Linked DNA regions of Homo sapiens: all the other regions are linked to region 1. The links are chromatin contacts, found by Hi-C or POLR2A ChIA-PET in ENCODE. All regions are on one chromosome and are shown on one strand. Each heading gives the region's core, a stretch centred on a gene start or an enhancer-like site at or near the end of the contact. The rest is flanking DNA. Distances are from core to core; before and after follow the strand shown. Region 1 overlaps SPTBN1 (spectrin beta, non-erythrocytic 1). Region 2 overlaps RTN4 (reticulon 4). Region 3 overlaps RTN4 (reticulon 4).

Region 1 (3,247 bases), core at 375-2,874:
GGGTCTGCGCGCGGCTGGATGCTGGCGTGCTCTGGGTGCTGGCAGACACCTCGTGTTTATCAGAGGAGATGGCGGAAGAGATAGCCTGGATCCATGTGTTCATTTCCTCCTGGACAGAGGAAGGGACACAGGTGAGACTCAACTAAGAGTAGGCATGAGGGGTTCTGGCTCCAAGGCTTGGGAATGGCGCATCTGGCCAACTGAGGGGTAAGCAGAGTCACTTCTGGGCACTGTCCCCAAATGCACCTCTGCCTTATCAGTACAGGAGAGGGAACCTGGTTCAGCTTCTCATGAGAATTCAGTTCTACTCATCACCCTAGTATGTGGCCCTACAAACTTGTAACAGCTGGAAGACCAGTCTCAATCTGTGAGGTGGTCAGATCCCACCCTAGAAGGTGCTTTTTCACATTTAAAGCATTACAGGTGTTGTTTTTCCATCAATGGACTCTCTCTTTCCTTGAGGTGAGGTACACACCCATTAAACAGCTGGCTGCTGGCGAAGGGTGCAGCGGGGGTCCCATCATGATCCACAACCAGTCCTGGGACCACCTCACTATGCCTCATCCCTGGGAGGGGACAGGCAAAGATTCCATCGACTTTAAGGGATCCTGCCTCGGCAAAGGGACAGTGAGATCATATTCACTGCCTTCTAGAGACAGAACCAAACACCTTCTAGTGCTGGTGACTGGAGCCCAGTGATAGAAACCATCACTGATCATCATTTACATGAAGAACTTTCTGAATAAAGCCCATCATCACACAAACACTTGCAAACTCCTAAGTAGTGGAGAGAAATAACATTTAGAAACTTACATCGTCTTTGGCTTGGAAGAGGTACTCATTGCCATCATTTAGTCTGTAATTTCAAGGAAGAAAGTTAGTCACCACTTAATTACAGAGAAATAAAAATCCCCCAACTCCCATATCCCATGCAGGACAGAAGTAGACCACAGGAGTCACAACAGAAGCGTCAACCTACATATGTCACCACCAAGCCTGGGGACCCGCCCAGGCCCAGCAACAGACCCCTGGAGATCAAGAAGCCATATAATCGCGCCAATGATACACACAGGGAGCCTGTGCTTCAATCCAATGGAAGGATTTTAAAAAGCCCCAAACATAACATTTGGGTTTATTGTGGCAAAAATCACTTGTGGATGCCTGATCACTTACTGGTCTAAACTGAGTTCAGGAGAAAGCTTTTGAACACAATGAGCCCTTTTGAAATTCTGCTACTGAGCTTGTATCCCCTACATTCACATGTTCCAGAGTTTCAGAATAGGCAAACAGAAAATGTCCTTCAACTTTTCTTCTACTGTATGTCTCAGAATTAAGAAGCCCTATTAGTGTGACACTGGGAGGTCCCCAGGCTTGGAAGGGTCACAGGTTCACTCTGTGGCTGCGGAGAGGACGAGGGTACTGTTGTGTAACACAGGGTAGGGGCCGTTCGCTAATATCCCAGCTCTCTGAAGCTGCATGAAGGGAGTACAAAGGGGAAAGCAGCCAAGGAGCCAGGCTGCCGGTGCATTGTCCTACAAAATGTAAAGTGTTCCAGGACCCAAAGAGCCTGCCTGCACTGCGCAGCAGCAGAGCTTAATAAATCAAACCATCTGACACTCTCTCCTCTGGAGCCCTGGGCCTAGTCCAACTGGCATGAAACATACAAATAAATGGAAGACCAAAGCTTTTCAGATCCCAAAGCAACAGCACAAATCAGTAAACAAGCATTCTAACCACTTTTTACAAGATAAAATAATTTTTCTGCCTACTTCCAAGTGTGAGGAGAAATTCTGAGCTTAGCTCCACTCTGTAGGGAGATACATGTATCCTACAGGGTAGAGACATTTGGAACTAGATGGTTCTGAGACAGCTGGAGCATCTGCTGGGAGAGTCAGGGGAGGACAGGGTCCCAGGCCCCACCCAAACATTTCCTGTTTGTCTCCATCCAGCTCCAGGATGACTCACTTGACCCATCTCCAGATAATTCATGAGCAAAGAATAGCATCTCCTGGGTCGGGATAAGCTGAAAAGATGGGGAAACTATTTTTCAAAGCCTCCCTTAAACTGTGAAATGTGACTAGCTCTCTTTAAGTCTTAGGGAACAGTAAGTGCCTGGTTATAAAAGCAAAAGCTCCTTATCCTTCAATGCTCAGATGTACTGTTAACCACAGGGAAGCTGGTGGCTGGCCACAGTTGCCAAAGAATTCAGCCTAACCGAGACACGTGCCAAACTGGTTTTTCACTTTATTGGGGATTTAAAATGGCAGAAGACAGAACCAACTAATCACAGCAGCTGTATAAGAAAACCAAACCCCAGAGTGGAAGTAAATGCAAACCCACTCTGGCAGCCATGAAGCACGGCGACTCTCACCTTAGCTTGAATACGTGTTTCTTCTTTTTGTAATCAAGGGCCACTTCGCAGACAGCTTCTTTCAAACTCACAGGGACCTCGCTGTGGTAGGGAATTCCAGAAGCAGCAGTCTTTGCATCTTTGTAGAAACCCATTTCTTGGTTATTTATGACACAATAAACATTGTGCCAGGACCTGTGCAGTTTAAAAAAAAGGGCAGGGGGAGATAAAGGCTCTACCACATTCCCCTTAAAGAACTAAACATTTCATTAACATGAAAATGATCCTCACACAACACAGTGTGACCCCACCCAACCCTCAACCTTCCTTATTACAAGCCCTTCCTAAATTCTGCTAACACTAAACAACAGAAAAAATTCCTCCATGGAGAGTTCAGGGACAGGGCACAGGGCAAGTGTTTGAGGACTATGTCTTCTCTTTCACTTCGGAGAAAAGCAAGTTACCCTCTTGTACTCTGAGCTCACTTTGATTGGTATTTAGTACTCTTTGCTGTAGCGCCCTCTTATGGTCATGAGCTAAAGGCCATGCTCCTGTCTGAAAACATGCCTGTCCTCCAGCAGCAGCTCCTCCAGCTGCGGATTCATTACTTATGTGACTTGGCAACTTGACAGAAAGACAGACCCAGAGCCATCAGCACTTACAGTACCTTTGGGTGAATTAGAATAAAGTGGCTTTTCCCCTATGGTATGGCAAACTGTCCTAATATACTAATTTTAACAGAACACCGGCCTGTATTACACCAGCATGTATTAATATATAAATCCCTATGTTGTCCTCAACGTGAATGGCAGTTCTTAGATGTTCTGATCCCCTCACACAGCAACAAACTGCACAGTAAGATATGGTGGTCCCAGGTGGTTGGGTTTACTAGTTAAG
Region 2 (3,247 bases), core at 407-2,906, 370 kb before region 1:
TAAAAGTCAGTTTAGCTCATTGGTAGTGGGGCCTAAATCATCTGTATCCTAACTGATAGTGTGTGGTTGTGTGTCTTTGTTTTTTCTTTGTCCCATCTGCTTTTTGGGTTCTTTGATTTTCTTCTTTTGTTTCTTCTTCTGGATTAATCAAGGATTTTATAATATTCAGATTTATCTCCTCTGTTGGGGTTTTAGCTGTACCTCTTTATTTTTTAAGAGGCTGTTCTAGGGATTACAGAATGCATTCTCAATTTATCATAAAATAGCAAGAATATTATACCACCTTACATGTTTCACATGTAATAAAACATACTTTCATATACTATTTTCATCCTTTGTGCTTTTATTGTCATAAGTTTTGCTTCTAAATGTATTATAGTTATTGTATTTTGTGATAATTTGTGCTTCAGAAAGTTATTCTTTGAAGAAACTAAGAAATGAGAAAAATTAACATCTACCTGTATATTCAACATCTACATATATATTTACCATTTTTGCCATTCTTTATTCCTACATAAAGATCAAAGTTTACATCTCATATCATTTTCTCTCAGTCTGAAGAACTTGATTTAACATTTCTTGTATTGTAGGTGTCTTAGTGACAAATTCTTTCAGCTTCTGTTTTCAGCTTTTATCTGAAGATACCTTTATTAATCTTTACTTTTTCTATATATTTTGTTTGTTCGTTTAGAGATAAGGTCTTACTCTGTTGCCCAGGCTGGAGTCCAGTGGCCTGATCATAACCCACTGCAGCCTCAAACTCCTGGGCTCAAGTGATCCTCCCACCTCAGCCTCCCAAGTAGGTGGGACTATAGGCACACGCTACCGTGCCTGGCTAATGTTTTAATTTTTTTGGAGAGTTGGGGTCTCACTTTGTTGCCTGGGCTGGTCTCGTACCCCAGGGCTCAAGCAATCCTCCTACCCCAGCCTCCTACGGTCCTGAGATTACAGGTGTGAGCCACCATGCCTGGTTATTTAAAAAAATATGTTTTGAATAATACAGCCAATTCTGTTTTTTTAAGCTGTCACTATGTTCTGTATAGCCACCAAAAACAGGGAATTAGCAAATACTGAATCATTGTTCTTAGGGGAAATACAGACTTGGCTCCTGTAAGCCTCTTGTCATAATATTTTTGTTAACCAATCAGTATATTACCTTGTTTTATGTGTTTTTCTATTTAAAGCCACCTGGGGTACAAAAATACAGTTGGATAGAAGGAATAAGTTCTAGTATTTGATAGTACAGTAGAGAAATTATAGTTAATGATTTATTCTATATTTCAGAATAGCTAGAAGAATTGTAATGTTTCTAACACAAAGAAAAGAAAAATGTTTGAGGTGATATATAACCCAGTCACTCTGACTTGATCATTACACATTGCATATAGGTATCAAAATATCATATGTACTACCAAAATATAAAACAACTGTTATATATCAATTAAAAAATAAAGACATCTTATTTAATATGTATTATTGATTCATTAACATTGAACTCATGGCCAAGAACACTATAATTTATGCCTGAAGGAAGATTATCTAACATATGTTTTCTCTGTAAGGCACATCATAGCCTTCTTGTGGTTAAAAACACTCGATACCATGTCAGCGCTGTGCTTAAGGGCCATATGAAACAGGGAAGTCAGTGGCAGAGCTGAAACAAGAAGGCGGTAGGGTTACCTTGTTCCATCTCAGCTGGGAACTTGTACTTTGGATGACCCGCTCTGGTTTGCCTGCTCTGCTCATTGCATGTCCTGAAAGTGCTGCAAGTATGGATTTTGGGGCTACAAATTTAGTGAGCAGGTAAATGAGCAAATAAGGAATCCATGAATAATGAGGATCATCTGTATATAATTTTAGATTGTCAGTTTTTTCATAACTTTAAAGGCGTTCATTACCTTTTGGATTACATCAATGAGAGGTGAGGTCATTCTTATTGTTGTTTACCTGCTTTTTTCCTCTGACTGTTTTTAGGGTTGTCTCTATCTTTGATTTTCAGTTTGACCCTTATGGTGTGCCTTTTTGTGGTGTTGTGTTTATTCTGCTTGGAGTACATTGAGCTTTGTGGCTCTGTTGGTTGGTATTTTCAAAATGCCAACTTCTGTCCAATTTTAGGCCATTTTTTCTTTTTTTTTTTTTTTAACTTCTTCAGTCTTTTTTAAAGAGACAGGGTCTTAACTGTGTTGTCCAGGGTGGAGTGCAGTGGCGTGATCATGGCTTGTTACAGCCTCAAACTCCTGGGCTTGAGTGATCCTCCCATCTCAGCCTCCTGAGTTGCTAGAACTGCACGTGTGCACCACTACACCGGCTAATTTTTAAGTTTTTTGTAGAGATAGGGTCTCACTGTGTTGTCCAAACTGGTGTCCCAACTCCTGGCCTCAAGTGGTCCTCCCACTTTGGCCTCCTAAAGTGTTGGGGTTACAGGCATGAGCTCCCATGCCTGGCCACTGTTGCTTTTTTTAAGGGGACTGCAATTATAGGTATTTTAACTCCTTGATTGTCTCTCAGCACTGAGGCTCTGTTCCTTTTTTCACTTGCCCTTTTCCCTTGTTGTGTTTCAGTTTGGATACTTTCTGTTGTTGTTTTTTAAGTTTGTTTATCAATAAATCTTTTTTTCTGTATTGTCTAATCTGCCTTTAAGCTCATCTAGTGATTATTTTCAGTTAATATAATTTACAATTCTAGCATCTCCATTTGGTCCTTTAGTCTATATTTCTCCACCAAGATTCCCTGTCTACTCTATATGTCTGTCTTTTTCTGTACTTAATATCTTAATAGCTATTTTAATTTTCATTTTAATATTTGCTAATCCAGGCCAGGTGTGTTAGTTCACACTTGTAATTCCAGCACTTTGGGAAGCTGAGGCTGGCGGATCACTTGAGGTCAGGAGTTTGAGACCAGCTTGGCCAACGTAGTGAACCCCGTCTCTACTAAAAACACAAAAATTAGCTTGGTGTGATGGCAGACACCTGTAATCCCAGCTACTCAGAGGCTGAGGTGGGATAATTGCTTGAACCTGGGAGGTGGAGGTTGCAGTGAGCCAAGATAGCCCCGCTGTACTCCAGCCTGGGTGACAGAGCAAGACTCCGCCTCAAAAAAAAAAAAGTGCGAATCCAACGTCTACGTTATTTGTTTGTTTATATTTGCTATTCTTTCTTATTTATGGTCATATTTTCTTGCTGCTTTGCATGTCCATTAATTTATTTTATACTGCATGTCATGGATTTGGTGGTTTTAACTTTGTTCT
Region 3 (3,247 bases), core at 466-2,965, 310 kb before region 1:
AAGCACTGGACCTGTAGTGCTTTTCTTTTTCATAGAACTTGTCATTTGTGTTGTATATGCTCTTTCCTGTGACTCTGCAGAAAACAGGCAGACTTGTTTCCAATCTAAGCCTGGGCAGAAATGTAGTGGTGGTAATTCTCATAATTTTTCATTTTTCATTTCCAAGAGAAATGTTCTAGTTTATATTTATCACACATGCCAAGGATATAGTAGTAATAAGGTGACTGGGCCTTTAGACTCAGAAAAACAATTTCTGAACTGGTCAGAATAGGTTTAAGTGCTTAAAGTGCTTTTTAAAAAAAAAAAACAAAAACATTTTAGCCTTTATAACCTAGTAGTTGATACGTTATTTTCAGCTGTTTGCGTCTCTGGGCTTACAGGTATGAGCCACTGCGCCCAGCCGCATCTCTTATTTTTATTTATGACTTGGAACTTAAGTTACTTCCTAATAACATCAAGGGTAAATAATGTAGTTTCCTTTTATTACTTACCTCTTTCGTATAGAGTGGTTGCATTTAGTGACTAAATCTGTAGTGGTGTTTTAAAATGATCTGATGTTAGTCTGTAAATAAAAAGATTACGGTTATGTTGTTTGGCATGCTTGGTTAATAAGTTTCAAAAGAGATCAACTAAAAATATTTTGGAGCAAATGAAATAGAACCTTGTACATACAGCCTAGAGGAAACCAGTTCCTATTCATGTATTATTACCTTCTATACGTAGCTGACTTCTAGGGTAGAACATGTGTGAAAAGTGATTGAGGAGGAGGTACTGATGCCGCTTAAGATGGATGGTTTGTGGGTAGGAATTGACTGAGAAGAAATACTGTCTGTAAGTAGTAATTCAGAGCTTCAAACAGCAAAGGACCATCTCTGAATTTAGTAGTCAAAGATTGGTGGGGGAGAGAGGTGACTTCAAAGAAAAGCCTGGTGAGCTTAGGGGAGAGGAGAGATGCTTGTTGTTTTTATAGATTCAATAAACACGGCAACAGAGATACACCAAAAGTCATCCTCGATGTTTGCACAGTATAGCAGTGAAGGCAGCTATATGTCTACAATTTAACATTTTTCTTGAGAGAAATGTCATTCTTGAATAAATCTATTTTTAAAATTGATCTGGGAATGATTCATTATGCTCTAGTTTTCTGAGTTTGAGTATAAAGTTTCCACTTGTCTTTAATCAAAAGAAAACTTATTTATTCTTTCAGAGAAAATTTTCATCCATACACAGTCCATTGTGTAGATACGGGGCAAGAGGAGAGAGAAAATGTTAGAAAGGGGCTGATGAGATCTTAAGAAACATTTTAAATCTCTGTTTTGCACACGTATTTGAGAATCGAATATGAGGACTTTTTAAAAAAAGTTTTGAGAAATAATTTCTTTGTTAAATCTTATATTTTAATTTCTTTTGAAAACTACATTTTTTTGTAAAAGCAATTATGTTATTCATGAGGAAGCTAGCATAAATGAGAGAAATCGAACTTGATAAGTTCTTGCATTGAGTGACTGCTAATTTGAAAGTAACAGAAAGTAACACATGATGAGACAGATTTCCTTTCTGGAACACTTGTTGTTTCTTAGTATTGAAAAAAAGGACTTTCATTAAAATTATAATTTATCCTTAAGGATTAGCAATCCTTTTAAAAAGAGAAGAGAAGAAAAACGTACTTGATTGGTTTCCCTGAGTTGTGTTTTTGGCAAGCCCAGAGCTCAAGGAAACCTGCTTGGTGACTTCCCCAGCTGGCAATTCATTTAGGACTGCAAATAAGTAACAGTTGCCTCATCATGTTAGCACTTAAAGTGAACCTGGCATTTAGATCTCAAAATCTAGAGGCAAATGAATAAGGCAGGGAATCTGTCCTTTTCTCCCCATGAAAGGTAAAGCCCTTGGTAATTCAGGTGCACACTCTGATAATGTACATGAAAGGTCTTCCTTGATAAACGATAAACCTTGTGATTTTGCCACACAAGAATTTAGCTAAACCCTTTCCTAATGTCATTGTATATGAGTAGTACAGATTCCATGTGTTTGTTTCCATTGAATATACAGAAATACTGAATACTTCCTTAAAACAGCTTTTATTGAAAAAAGGAAGCTGATAAAAATCACTTTGCTTTTTTATAAAAACGCTTGATAGGATTACCTTTCTAGAGAGACTTCTGTGTATGGCCACACTTATCCACCACAGTTTTTGTTTATATAGAGAGCATTTTAAAAAGAAGAAGGTTTTCCTGGCCATGCACAGTAGCTCACGCCTGTAATCCCAGCACTTTGGGAGGCCAAGGCGGAAGGATTGCTTGAGGCCAGGAGTTTGAGACCAGCCTAGGCAACATTGTGAGACTGTTTCTATAAAAAAAAAAAAACTGAAAAATCAGCCAGCCATGGTCGCCCATGCCTGTAGTCCCAGCTACTTGGGAGGCTGAGGCAAGAGGATTCTTGAGCCCAGGAGGTGGAGGATGCAGTGAGCCATAATCATACCACTGCATTCCAGCCACGGCAACAGAGTGAGACCCTGTCTGTTTAAAAAAAAAAAAAAAATTATTAAAATCTTAATCTTAAGTTCCTTAATAGTGGACTGTATTACTTTTTGCCTTTTAGCCACAAAAACTGGTAGGGAAAGTTATATTCTGTCACCCTAAAGCAAGCAAAAAATGTTTTTCCAATTCCCATTCTTTTTTTACTTTTTCAACATAAGGAAAAATGTATTTACCTTGTTTAAACGGATTTATTTTAATGCCTTACAGTCAGATTTTAAATTTATGGGAAGTTTGCTAATAGCTCCAGTCTCTCCAGTTGAGATGAATGTTTTTTCTTATTTAAATAACAATGAGTTTTTTAAAATTTATAGGAAGTAGCTTTTTATTGGAATTACATTGATTTTATATGATTCATAGCTAGGAAAATGGAAACCATCTTAATTTCAGGAAAATGTAGTAGAAATTACTCTCATTTCTAAATTTTTGTCATTTAGAAAAGACATTTTTATCAAGCTCTGTGTTTACAAAATAATAGTTTTTAAACAACAATTTGAAAGAAGTATCTCTATAACTCATTGTCTTCATAAATGCAAAATCTGTTGTGTGCCCTCAAATTTATATCTACATTTTTAGATTCTGGGTCACAATTATCACTAGCTCTTTTTTTTTTTTTTTTTTTTTTGGAGATAGAGTCTCGCTGTGTCACCCAGGCTGGAGGGCGGTGGTGCGATCTTAGGCTCACTGCAACCTTTGCCTTCCAGGTTCAAGTG

Evidence for each region. Hi-C counts contacts between places; a loop is a spot of excess contacts on that map. ChIA-PET counts read pairs that join two places held with the same protein, here RNA polymerase II (POLR2A). Pooled maps may share reads with other maps.
Region 2: a loop to region 1 is called in a pooled map, with 4 times the contacts of the local background. The contact joins two enhancer-like sites. A Hi-C loop is called at or near these places in 1 of 168 maps with a recorded cell type or tissue (lower leg skin) and 1 of 50 pooled maps. POLR2A ChIA-PET finds 5 or more read pairs at or near these places in 1 of 52 experiments (common myeloid progenitor, CD34-positive).
Region 3: a map of OCI-LY7 shows a loop between it and region 1 (2.6-fold over the local background). The contact joins two enhancer-like sites. A Hi-C loop is called at or near these places in 1 of 168 maps with a recorded cell type or tissue (OCI-LY7) and 1 of 50 pooled maps. POLR2A ChIA-PET finds 5 or more read pairs at or near these places in 2 of 52 experiments (MCF 10A and activated T-cell).

The regions. Positions count from the first base shown.
Region 1 is chr2:54,665,213-54,668,459 of GRCh38, reverse strand. It overlaps SPTBN1 (spectrin beta, non-erythrocytic 1), which reads right to left. Exons shown (of 36, transcript NM_003128.3): 34 at 2,372-2,545; 35 at 814-856; 36 at 1-109. The region is part of intron 1 of SPTBN1-AS2 (SPTBN1 antisense RNA 2); the gene reads left to right. Among named protein-coding and RNA genes, the nearest start is that of SPTBN1-AS2, 13 kb to the left of the region's middle. Within about 2 kb of position 1,624, at least 23 of the 41 ENCODE cell types and tissues checked have a DNase peak (open chromatin) inside an H3K27ac peak, as active enhancers do.
Region 2 is chr2:55,031,945-55,035,191 of GRCh38, reverse strand. The region is part of intron 1 of RTN4 (reticulon 4); the gene reads left to right. Among named protein-coding and RNA genes, the nearest start is that of RTN4, 17 kb to the left of the region's middle. RefSeq lists an enhancer at 1,498-1,547. Within about 2 kb of position 1,656, at least 2 of the 41 ENCODE cell types and tissues checked have a DNase peak (open chromatin) inside an H3K27ac peak, as active enhancers do.
Region 3 is chr2:54,978,344-54,981,590 of GRCh38, reverse strand. The region is part of intron 5 of RTN4 (reticulon 4); the gene reads left to right. Among named protein-coding and RNA genes, the nearest start is that of RTN4, 70 kb to the left of the region's middle. Within about 2 kb of position 1,715, at least 6 of the 41 ENCODE cell types and tissues checked have a DNase peak (open chromatin) inside an H3K27ac peak, as active enhancers do.